Regions from separate parts of the Homo sapiens genome. Here region 2 is linked to region 1. The links are chromatin contacts, found by Hi-C in ENCODE. All regions are on one chromosome and are shown on one strand. Each heading gives the region's core, a stretch centred on a gene start or an enhancer-like site at or near the end of the contact. The rest is flanking DNA. Distances are from core to core; before and after follow the strand shown. Region 1 has its middle 190 kb from the start of LINC02343. Region 2 has its middle 72 kb from the start of RFC3.

Region 1 (4,976 bases), core at 1,729-4,228:
ACAACTCTACATGCCATCCGAGCTCTGGGCGGCTCTCTGGAATAACCTGAAGCTTTTGTTGTGATGGTAGCAGCAACTTCTCCCCCTGCCTAATCCTGATGCCTGCACCCTAGAGCAATCTCCAATAAACTTCCTACCTGCAAATCTCCATCTCATAAGCTCCTTTCCAGGAACTCAACCTACAACAGGGAGCTGTAGTTAAAGAATAGGTAGTCTTCCCACACATCTTCCACACTCCTGTAATCAGGTGTCTAAAATAGACACTTGACAGCAGATCCTTACTGATGATTCTCCTTCCCACGACATCCCCACCCCACCAATCCCCCAAAAAAGAAAAAGTAAATTAATGGCTTTGTTGTCTATGGCCAGCCTCTATCAGTACATCTTGCACCATGGCCTCTATATTTTCCGCCTCTTCTTTTACGACTTTGCCATAACTTCCACCATAACTTATGTTTTTAATTACAGCACCTATTCCCTGTTGTCTGGACACTGTGCATTTTCATAACTCTCTCCTTTAATAAAAGTTCCTGATAACTCTCCTTCGACCTAACCTTCTTCTCTTAGTGGTGAAACTACCTATAACCCAAAACCTAGTTCGAAACCATACTCCAAAATCTATCAATTTTTCATGAAATCTTCCCCAAAGTTTTCCAAAAGGACATGCCTCCTCTCTCTGTCCTCATAGCATTCTCTCTTATTTTTTATCTTTATGTGTCTGCACAGTTACTCCATTAGCTCCTTGGGGATGGAGAATGCCCGGCTATCACAAAGCCAGGAGCATAGCAGGATTAAGACCTACTTCTTGATCGTCTGATGAGCCCTTGTTAAGCTATTCATTCTCTATCCTCATATATCTAAAAAAAATAGAGTGAATGCTCTTTGTTCTAGATTTGGTCTTTGGCCATCAATTGGTTCATTTTTCGCAACTTCTGAACTGGGCAAAAGAATGAAGATATGAATGTGAAGAATTATCTCCTTCCCACTTAAAGCCTAGATCTGGCTCTGGGAAACTCCAATAATTTTATTCCTTTTCATGGCTCCAATCTGGTCTTTTTACTTCTCACAAAACTATATCTACTGCCAAACTTTGCCAGCTGAAATGGAGTTTTAAAGTCTAAGTGTGTTGAAGAGATGCACTTGAGTCTCCACTTGCCTCTTTCCTGCCCACCCTGCTATATTCCCAAGAGCATCTACCATCTTCAGGTCTTGTAAATGTATGATCCTCTCACTACTAATTTGGTGAAACTTGTAACTAAGAATAGGACATCATCTTTCTCCATGTCTTCTTTGCCTCCTTTTCATGTATAGAGGATCTTCTCTGCCTTGACTCTTCCAGGGACCTTGAGATACCATCTTTGTATGTATCTTCCAAAGAAACCCAAAGTAAAGGTAGAAGAGCAAATATGTGGTCAACTCTGGGGTTCAAAAAACGCTTATTAATGGCAAGAAGAAAAAAAGAAGGGAGGAATGAAGGAAGGAAGGGAGAGAGAGAAGGAGGGAGAAACAGAAACAATCCAATCCAGAGATCTATTCTTGCTGCCTTCCACGCCTATAGAAGGTGTAAAAAGCTTCCTCTGCACAGAGAATAGGCTCGTTCAATAGGGAGCAATTTCAAAACTCTGAGGAAAATGTAAAGGAATGATATAAGAAGTCAGTACTTCAGATACTCCTTCATACAGCTATAATATCAAGTCATATTTTTAAAAACGACTCCAGGAAAAAAATGTATTTTTTCTCAGGAAGATTTATTTTCAGATAAATTTACTTTAGACTTTCTTAAAAACTCTGAATCCATGAAAGGCTGATTTTTATGGTAGAATTATGTACTTCCTTTGCAAGGATGTGAGCTTATTGAACATAAGGTTAAAAGGAAAATAAGACCTCAGAATTTTCTTACCCTTTAAAAACACACAATGTTTTCATGCCCTTTTGATGAAAAGTGTTGGTGGCGTAAAAAAACTAAGGGTACAAAATACCTAATAGAAGCTCATGAAAATTTAAAATTCATTAGTTGGGAACTTACGATAGTTTTGACACTGGCTAGGTTGACGTTGTTGTTGTTGTTGTTGTTTTTCCATTGCCTGTGATAAGGTATTTTGAAGCTATTAAAAAATACAAATAGGTATTCAGGGGAAGTAGTTAACTCTTTAAGAGCAGAAACTTTTGGAGTATTTTGCCAGCATCTCTTTACTGACAAACAGTATTACCATTATTTTCAAACTCATTCAATGAACCAAGTTAGATGAGAGCTTCTACACCATTGTGTGGGACTAATTGAGATTCTGGGTGGCCTGAGAATGGAAAGGCTCCTGTAGGTGCCATCTGTGTCTCTCACTTTGGGTACATTAACTTCTCTCTCCACCCTCCATGAGTTGCAGAAAAGCTGCTCTCTGAGAAGCTCGCTGTCTCCACCGTCCTGGGACCTACTAGCTCTGAGAGGGGAGGAACTGGGCTTACTGATCTTTTATTGGCAATGTCCATCATACAGTGAGTACTAAACATGTGAGCCACTATTATGTAAGTATATGTCATAGATTTACTTGCATTTTATTTTGAAATATCAATTCCATTTTTCTCTTCTTCATTCCTGCATCCTTCCCCTATCCCCCAGTCATTCCAAATGTGCCCAGCATTTAGCACAGCTCTGTTGGCCAAAACATGGATCAATTGCTTATTTTGGACAAACAAAGAACTTCATTCCTTCCTAGCAGATGTGTGTCTGTAAATAACCTCAAGAATAACCTTAAGAAATATTTTTTCTCTCTCTCTCTAATGACATTTAAAGAAATGAGGCTTTCTAGATAACAGGCTCCACGGCCATGTGAGCACAGTGTCTACACAGGTGGCTACTGCCCAGCCCTCAGTGGTCTCCTTAGAAACCAGCCTCTCTGCACGGTGAGTCAGAGGCGGCAGGAGGAGCTGGGCAGTGAGTCATGTCAGGAAACGGCATGCTCCGTGTGCGAGCAGATGCCGGTTTATTTCACTGATTCATTTCCACCTACTTCCTCCTACCTCTGTCTGCACTCTCAAATGAACAGAAAGTTCATTCATCTCGCCTCTTGCCTGTGATGCTACATGCTCCCCCTATTTCTCGGAATGCTTACCATAGGCCCCACAATGCTGGATGCCGTACAGATCAAGCCACCCCTGTTCTCTGCGATGGGACACTCTAAGAAGGAGGTGTCACCCACATTGTCATCCCTGGTTTTCAAGTTAACTGCCATGACGGACTTCATGATGAATTTGTGGATTTTCTCACAAGCCCTCACACCTCTGTCCTTTGAGCATTTTGTCAACAGTGGACAACTGCTGTGATTCTTAACACATTTAAAAAAAAAAATGTGATCGCCTGTAGTCAAGTTTCCCTGCTTTGGAAGGGAAGGGGATCCATTTTTCAACTCAGAATTAGAGGATGAACCTGTTAACAGGGAGAGGCTGAGAAGAGAAAAAATGGGGAGTTAAATTCAGCTCTAAACGCTATGGAGAATCAATAAATATCGACAGGCAAGGGGGCAGAAGGAAGGAGAGAGGTTTTGCCAACCTCAACTGATATCTGTTAATAATACCAAACAGCAATCTGTCATCAGCCTGGCAACACTGGATTTTCCCCAAGGAAAATCCAGGGTCCCCTCCCAGCAGTTCTTGGAGAAAGAGCTTAGAGTTCTGAGTTCCTGGGAGAGGATGGACTGTAGGCGGGATCAGAGTACTGAGATCCTGACAATTAAACCTGCTTACATTTTCCCTGCGTGCAGACATGGTGTTTGGAAACAGCAACCTCCAGTCATCTTGCTTAGCTCTTTGGGGTTCTGGTCATACATACATCTTTCTAAACTTCAAAAGTCTATGCAAGCACACTGACCTGGCAGGTTATTTGAATTCTTGTTCTGGTTTACAAGTCTTTCTAAGACATTTACACCAGAGCTAGAAGAAAGAGACCGGATTTTGGAAATTGCTCACAGGTTCGAGAGAGGATTACCGGAGCACAAGAGCCGGGCGGAGGTTGTCTACTTTTTCTGCTAAATTGCACAGTAGATTCTTTCAGACCTTGAGGAAGAGATTAGAGAAAGATAAATCAGAGTGTTATAACCCTGTGCTGAGTCACAGCTCTGAGGTTCTTTTATATTGCTGGAGGCAGCTTTCAAAATCCGCTGTTTGCGTGTGGCTAGAATAAGGATTTGTCCCTCAGTCTCAGGACGTATCCTGGTCGTGTCTAGTCCTTCAACCTATAATTCCAAATCAGATGAAATTTCTCTCCAGATATTGTGAAAAATACTCTCTATATCGCAAGGTTTTTTTTTTTTTTTTCCTAATGTGTAAACATTTCTCTACCTGGCATATCAGCAAGGCAAAGACCCAAATATTAATTGTCCTTCTCCTGATTGTGTGTGAGTCACAGGACTAAGCTCTGTGGGGTAAGAAACAAATTTTTGAAGACACAGTCTCTTGCTTCCAGGTAGTTGGTCCCAAGCTAATAATAATAGGTACCATCTATTGCAGTCTGCTGTGAGCCAGCCATTTCACATTCATTATCTTATTTAATCTTTCAAATAAATAAATCATGTGTTGTGATTTATGCTATCTTAATGGGTTAAAAAATCATAGTCAATTCTTCTGGTTCTGTTGAAATGTATTCATGCAGGTAAACATCTTTAATCCCATATTAAAAAATTAAGTTATTAAAATAAACGCAAATTAAAATGTAAGAATGTGAGTAGCTTGCAATGTAACAGGGCCAGTTTCTTCTTCATTTTACAGCTATAGAAACTGAAGTTCAGAAAACTTAAGTAAAAATGGCAAAATCCCAATTAGAACTAAGCCTTTGAGTCCAAATTTGAGTGTTTTCCTTTATACCACATTGCTTCCCTGTTCTAGTTTTAGAAACAACATAAATTCTTGAGAAGTTAAATAAAAATACAAAATTTAATGTTATGTCAAGTTAATTCAGGACATGCTACAAGACAGCAGAAAATAAA
Region 2 (4,976 bases), core at 1,411-3,910, 410 kb after region 1:
CTTAAGCCACCCACAGGTGGCAAGGCTAAAAGGGCACTGTAACACTCCTTCTGAGTCTACAGGAGTCACGGGCACCTCCACCCCCAGATGCCACTACAGGGCTGGTACAGAGTTTGTACTTGCCAGTGCCCAAAAGCACTCACCCTGGCTCCTGTACCTGCTCACCTGCCTGCTCCCCATCCCAAGAGAGGTGGAGTGCAGTAGGTCAAGTGAGTAGAGTTTGCTCCTGCCAGTGCCCATGCACTCCAGTTCCCACCCATGAAAATGTCAGGGAAATATCCTCCTTCATTAGGACCCCAAAATCACTACACTGATGGGAAAAGTCAAGCCAGGAACTGCTTTGGGCCAACCTGCCTCCCTTTCTATTCAAAGTCATTCCTATGCTCACTTAGATAAATGTATATCTGACTGCCTCCTTTGGAAAGGCTAATCAGAAACTCAAAAGAATGCAATCATTTATCTCTCACCTACCTATGACCAGGAAGCCCTCTCCCCACTTTGAGTTGTCCCGCCTTTCCAGATGGAACCAACGTACATTTTATATATATTGAATGATATCTGGTGCCTCCCTAAAATGTGACTGGACCACCTTGGGCACATGTTGTCAGGACCTCCTGAGGCTGTGTCATGGGCTTGCATCCTTAACTTTGCCAAAATAAACTTCCTAAATTGACTGAAACCTGTCTCAGTTATTTTGGGTTAACATGTGTGTGTATGCATGATAAAATGGTGATAAAATGGTATAGTATTTGCATATAATCTATATATATCCTTCCATATACTTTAAATCATCTCTAGATTAGTTATAATACCTAATACAATGTAAATGTTGCAAAAAGAGTTGTTACAGTATATTAGGTTTTTATTTGTATTATTTTTTATTATTGTTTTGTTGTTGCTGTTTTCTCTTTTTTGAATATGTTTTGATTTAAATTAGCTGAATACTTAGATACAAAACCCATGGATAAAGAGGGCTGACTGCATACCAAAACAGTATATTTTGGGGTAGCATATCCTGAACTCCTTGACAGTCATACTTTGGGGTAGTATATTCTGGACTCCAATAATACATATTTATTTCAGACTAACATAAGATACCAATAAACAAAAACAGAGAAATAAAAATAACTCATAATCCCATCACCCACAGATAAATACCATTATGTATATAGTCCCCAGGCCTCATTTCTTTTTTCCTAAGAAGGAAATGTGTACCATATTGTATGTTTTATAACCCGCTTTTCTTATTTCTCTCCATATATAGAAATATTCTGCCTTTACAACATTTTCAATATCTATTCCATAGTCCCTTGGAAAGATGTATGCTTTTATTCTACAAATCCCCTTATGTTGGACATTCCGTTTAGTTTCAATCTTCTAATATGATAAGCAATGCTGCAATGAACTTCTTTGTAGGTAAATATTAGGACAAATTAATGATTTATGCTGTTGCTTAGGATGTTTTAGAATTGCTGGTTTTAAAATATGCTAATTTTAATCCTTTTGGTATTTCCAATCTGCTTTATTTATTTATTTATTTATTTATTTATTTTTTGGAGATGGAGTCTCACTCTGTCACCCAGGTTGGAGTGCAGTGGTGTGATCTTGGCTCACTGCAAGCTCTGCCTCCCAGGTTCACGCCATTCTCCTGTCTCAGCCTCCCGAGTAGCTGGGACTACAGGCGCCTACCACCATGCCCGGCTAATTTTTTGTATTTTTAGTAGAGACGGGGTTTCACCGTGTTAGCCAGGATGGTCTCAATCTCCTGACCTCGTGATCCGCCTGCCTCCACCTCCCAAAGTGCTGGGGTTACAGGCATGAACCACCACGCCCGGCCTCCAACCTGCTTTATTAAAAGGCAATACTAAAGTGAAATCTCAGCCATACAGTCTACGTACCATGACTCCTCTTTAGCCACTTTCTATTTCACAATGAACTCCTACATTTTCCATACAGCTACTTTGAACTCTAAATAGGTTCATCATTTCTCTCAATACTGCCAATGCTGGTTATTATCATTTTGTTTCATCTTTGGCAATGCAATAGTAGGAATTCAACAGAGGGCATTGCAATATTATAAGTCCTCTTACTAAATGGAGCATTTAATGAGTACTTGCCCTTCCGAATGAGCATCCGTTGTGGGACAAGCCTGTACTACATGTTGGATATGAAGGTGGATGTGATGTGGTCACTGCCTCCAGGAAGCTTTAGCTTTAGCTAAAGGCATTAAGCCCCCAAGGATGAAGTAGTGGGGGTTTAAGCAGAAGCTGTTTTAAAGAGGGTGAGTGCAAAACGTGTGGTGAGCCACAGGACCATGTGTATTCAAATGTATGCCATGGGCTGCTGCTGCTGCTGCTGTTTCATATCACTTGGCACTGCTGAGAAGGCTGGCAGTGAGGCTGGTTAAATTTGTAATAAGTTGTTCATTTCTGCATAAAGGAAAAATGGAACAGCAATTTTTCTTTTCTAATGTTCAGTTACCACTGTCCTTTATGTGAAACGATAACAATGGACTCCCTCCCATCAGCATCTTTGAAACACTCTCCTCCTGTGGAGACGACTGGCCTGTGGTTGTGCAGCAGAGCAGACATGCTCATTTCTGTCGTCAGGTCACCATGTTCCCTGCAGGTGTGTGGCTCATCGTAATCCTCTATGCTTGCACTTAATGGGTTTTTTTTTGCAAGATTAAAAATGCAGGTGTAGCACACATCATTAATCCCCAATTTCAGTTAACTGAACTGTGTGTGTATTTATGCAGCTGCTGACTCCTGAGACACCCACTTGGAAAGAAGACAAAAGTTCTGAATGTACCTTTCTGTAATTCAGTAAACATACAGAGTACAAATTAAAAAAAAAAAATTAAGGATTTTTAATTCAACAGCCTTGCCAATGGGGGCACTGGCCACAAACACACTTGTTCATGAAAAGATCTATTTCAAGTATTCTCCTGGAAGCAAGAACCAGTATCTGGAATGTAGGCAGCATTTGTTCTTTAAACAAAATTAAAGTTTTACAGGAATGCAATGCTGTGTACTCATTAAAAAAAAATTACAAGTAGAAAAATCTGGAAAGAATCCATTTTGTGCTGTGTCTTTCCGACTGGAGGTTGTAAGTGGTAGCCCCTCCCCTGCCCTGGAGGACTTCCCTGCTCCACCCAGCTGCTCTAATCCCATATACTTCCTGCCTGGAATCCTCCTGAAGCTGCTTCCATCTTCTACCCCACTTCCTCTTGCTGAGCAGCATAGTAACTACCGTTCACATCACCTCCACTATGTTCATCATTCTGTGAAGTAAATAAAAGTGGAGGAAAGGCCCCACTACAGAAGATGAGGTGCAAAAAATGCCACCTCAGAATGTGGCATATTGACATACTGAGTGAAGCATGCTGAAGGAAATTGAGAAAACCTCAGAAGCAAGATAGTCTCTCTGACCTTCTCCCACCCCTTCTCCCCTACAGTGGGACATAGAAACTGAAATTCCTCTTGTCCCTCTCTCCCCTGAAGTGGGCCTTAAAACCTAGGAAGGTTACCTCTGACCTACTCCCACCCTCCTCCCCTGAAGATTTTCATGTGACAGGTGTCTTGTCCTATAGCTGGAGGGAAGGAATGTCACACAGAGAGGCCAAGAGGAATCTGAACAAGCAGGCCTTACCAAGTACCCCCCGCTTATTACCACTTGATCATATCCTTTTGCCTCCAGTCATACTTCTGCATGACTGTCCATAAAAATCCACACTTTTCCCTGGGTCTTTGAGTTTTCATTACTGAAGGTGCCTATGTCACTTAAAACTTGCATTAAATAAATGTGTTATGCTTTTCTCTTGCTAATCCGTATTTTGTTATGGGCCTCAGCCATGAACTGTGAGAGATAAAGAAAAGATACTAAGTTTTCTCCCCTACATAGATGAGGAAGTTGCAACTCAGCAAGAATCAGTGACTTTCCAAGGTCCCATCTTTTCTGAAGGATGCTCCAAGCACCCTGAGTGCACACGCAGGGAACTGGAAGGCCACAGCTCACTCTGCACCCAAACCTGCAGGAAGAAGTTTCTCTAGGAACCAGTCAGGGGCAAGTTGTAGGACTCTTAGCAATAACCTCTGCTGCAGGGTGGAAGAAGCTTCTGCCTGGAAGGCCAGGGGAATGAGGGAGGCTGAATGAGTTTGCCCTCTCCACCAACTCGCCCCACTCTGTCACCACAGCTCCAGTTGTCTCTTTCAGTTCTCATGAAGAGCTCCCAGTTACATGTTAGCTTATTCTCATTGTTTCTAAAGTCTGAGGTGACAGACAGGAAGTCTGTTGATTGTGAAAGATCAGATCCATAATCATCAAAACATACTTGCCCTGGCAATGTCAGTGTGCGAGAGCAGTACCATTCGTTCACATATCCTCCTTCTCTAAACCACCCTCTGTTTCACAATGAAGCCCCGAATTTTCCATATGGCTGGTCTGGACCCTGCATGAGTTCATCATTTCTTGTTTTACCCACTCAGCAAACATTTATGGAGCCATTACTCTGCTGGAGGCTGTTTACAAAGAGTCAAATAAAGCAACATCTCTTATCTCTCCCTTTCCCCCTTCTCTTCCCACTGAGAGCTCACAACATAACAGGTTCTCCAGCTTTCTTCTTCCTGGTTGAGCTGAGCCATTGCAAGCCCCAGGCATCCCAGGGCCTCACCTGGGACTCTACACACACTGATGAATGGGTGGAGGCCGAGTTCACTGTCAGTGTGGAGACTACTCTATGTGGGGCTGTAACACCTGCAAGGGAAAGGGATGGGGCGTCCTGAGTGAGTTACTGGGCTGAGCCACCTGGGAAGGCTAGAGGCTGGAGAGGAGCCATTTCAGCCTGGGTGGCTTGTGGCATTTGTGGGTAAAACTTGGGTGACCAGCAGTATGCAGAACAAATTGCAGAGAAGAGTCAGCCCTCAGATTTCTGATTTGTTAGCCTGCAAAAAGGTGGATAGCCACTCTCACCCCTC

The links. A loop is a pair of places that touch in the nucleus more often than their neighbours do. Pooled maps may share reads with other maps.
Region 2: a map with no recorded cell type shows a loop between it and region 1 (5-fold over the local background). The contact joins two enhancer-like sites. A Hi-C loop is called at or near these places in 3 of 37 single-sample maps with no recorded cell type and 6 of 50 pooled maps.

What each region holds. Positions count from the first base shown.
Region 1 is chr13:34,155,158-34,160,133 of GRCh38, reverse strand. No RefSeq gene overlaps it. Among named protein-coding and RNA genes, the nearest start is that of LINC02343, 190 kb to the left of the region's middle. RefSeq lists a silencer at 2,814-2,873 and an enhancer at 2,382-3,581. Within about 2 kb of position 2,978, at least 13 of the 41 ENCODE cell types and tissues checked have a DNase peak (open chromatin) inside an H3K27ac peak, as active enhancers do.
Region 2 is chr13:33,743,440-33,748,415 of GRCh38, reverse strand. No RefSeq gene overlaps it. Among named protein-coding and RNA genes, the nearest start is that of RFC3, 72 kb to the left of the region's middle. Within about 2 kb of position 2,660, at least 10 of the 41 ENCODE cell types and tissues checked have a DNase peak (open chromatin) inside an H3K27ac peak, as active enhancers do.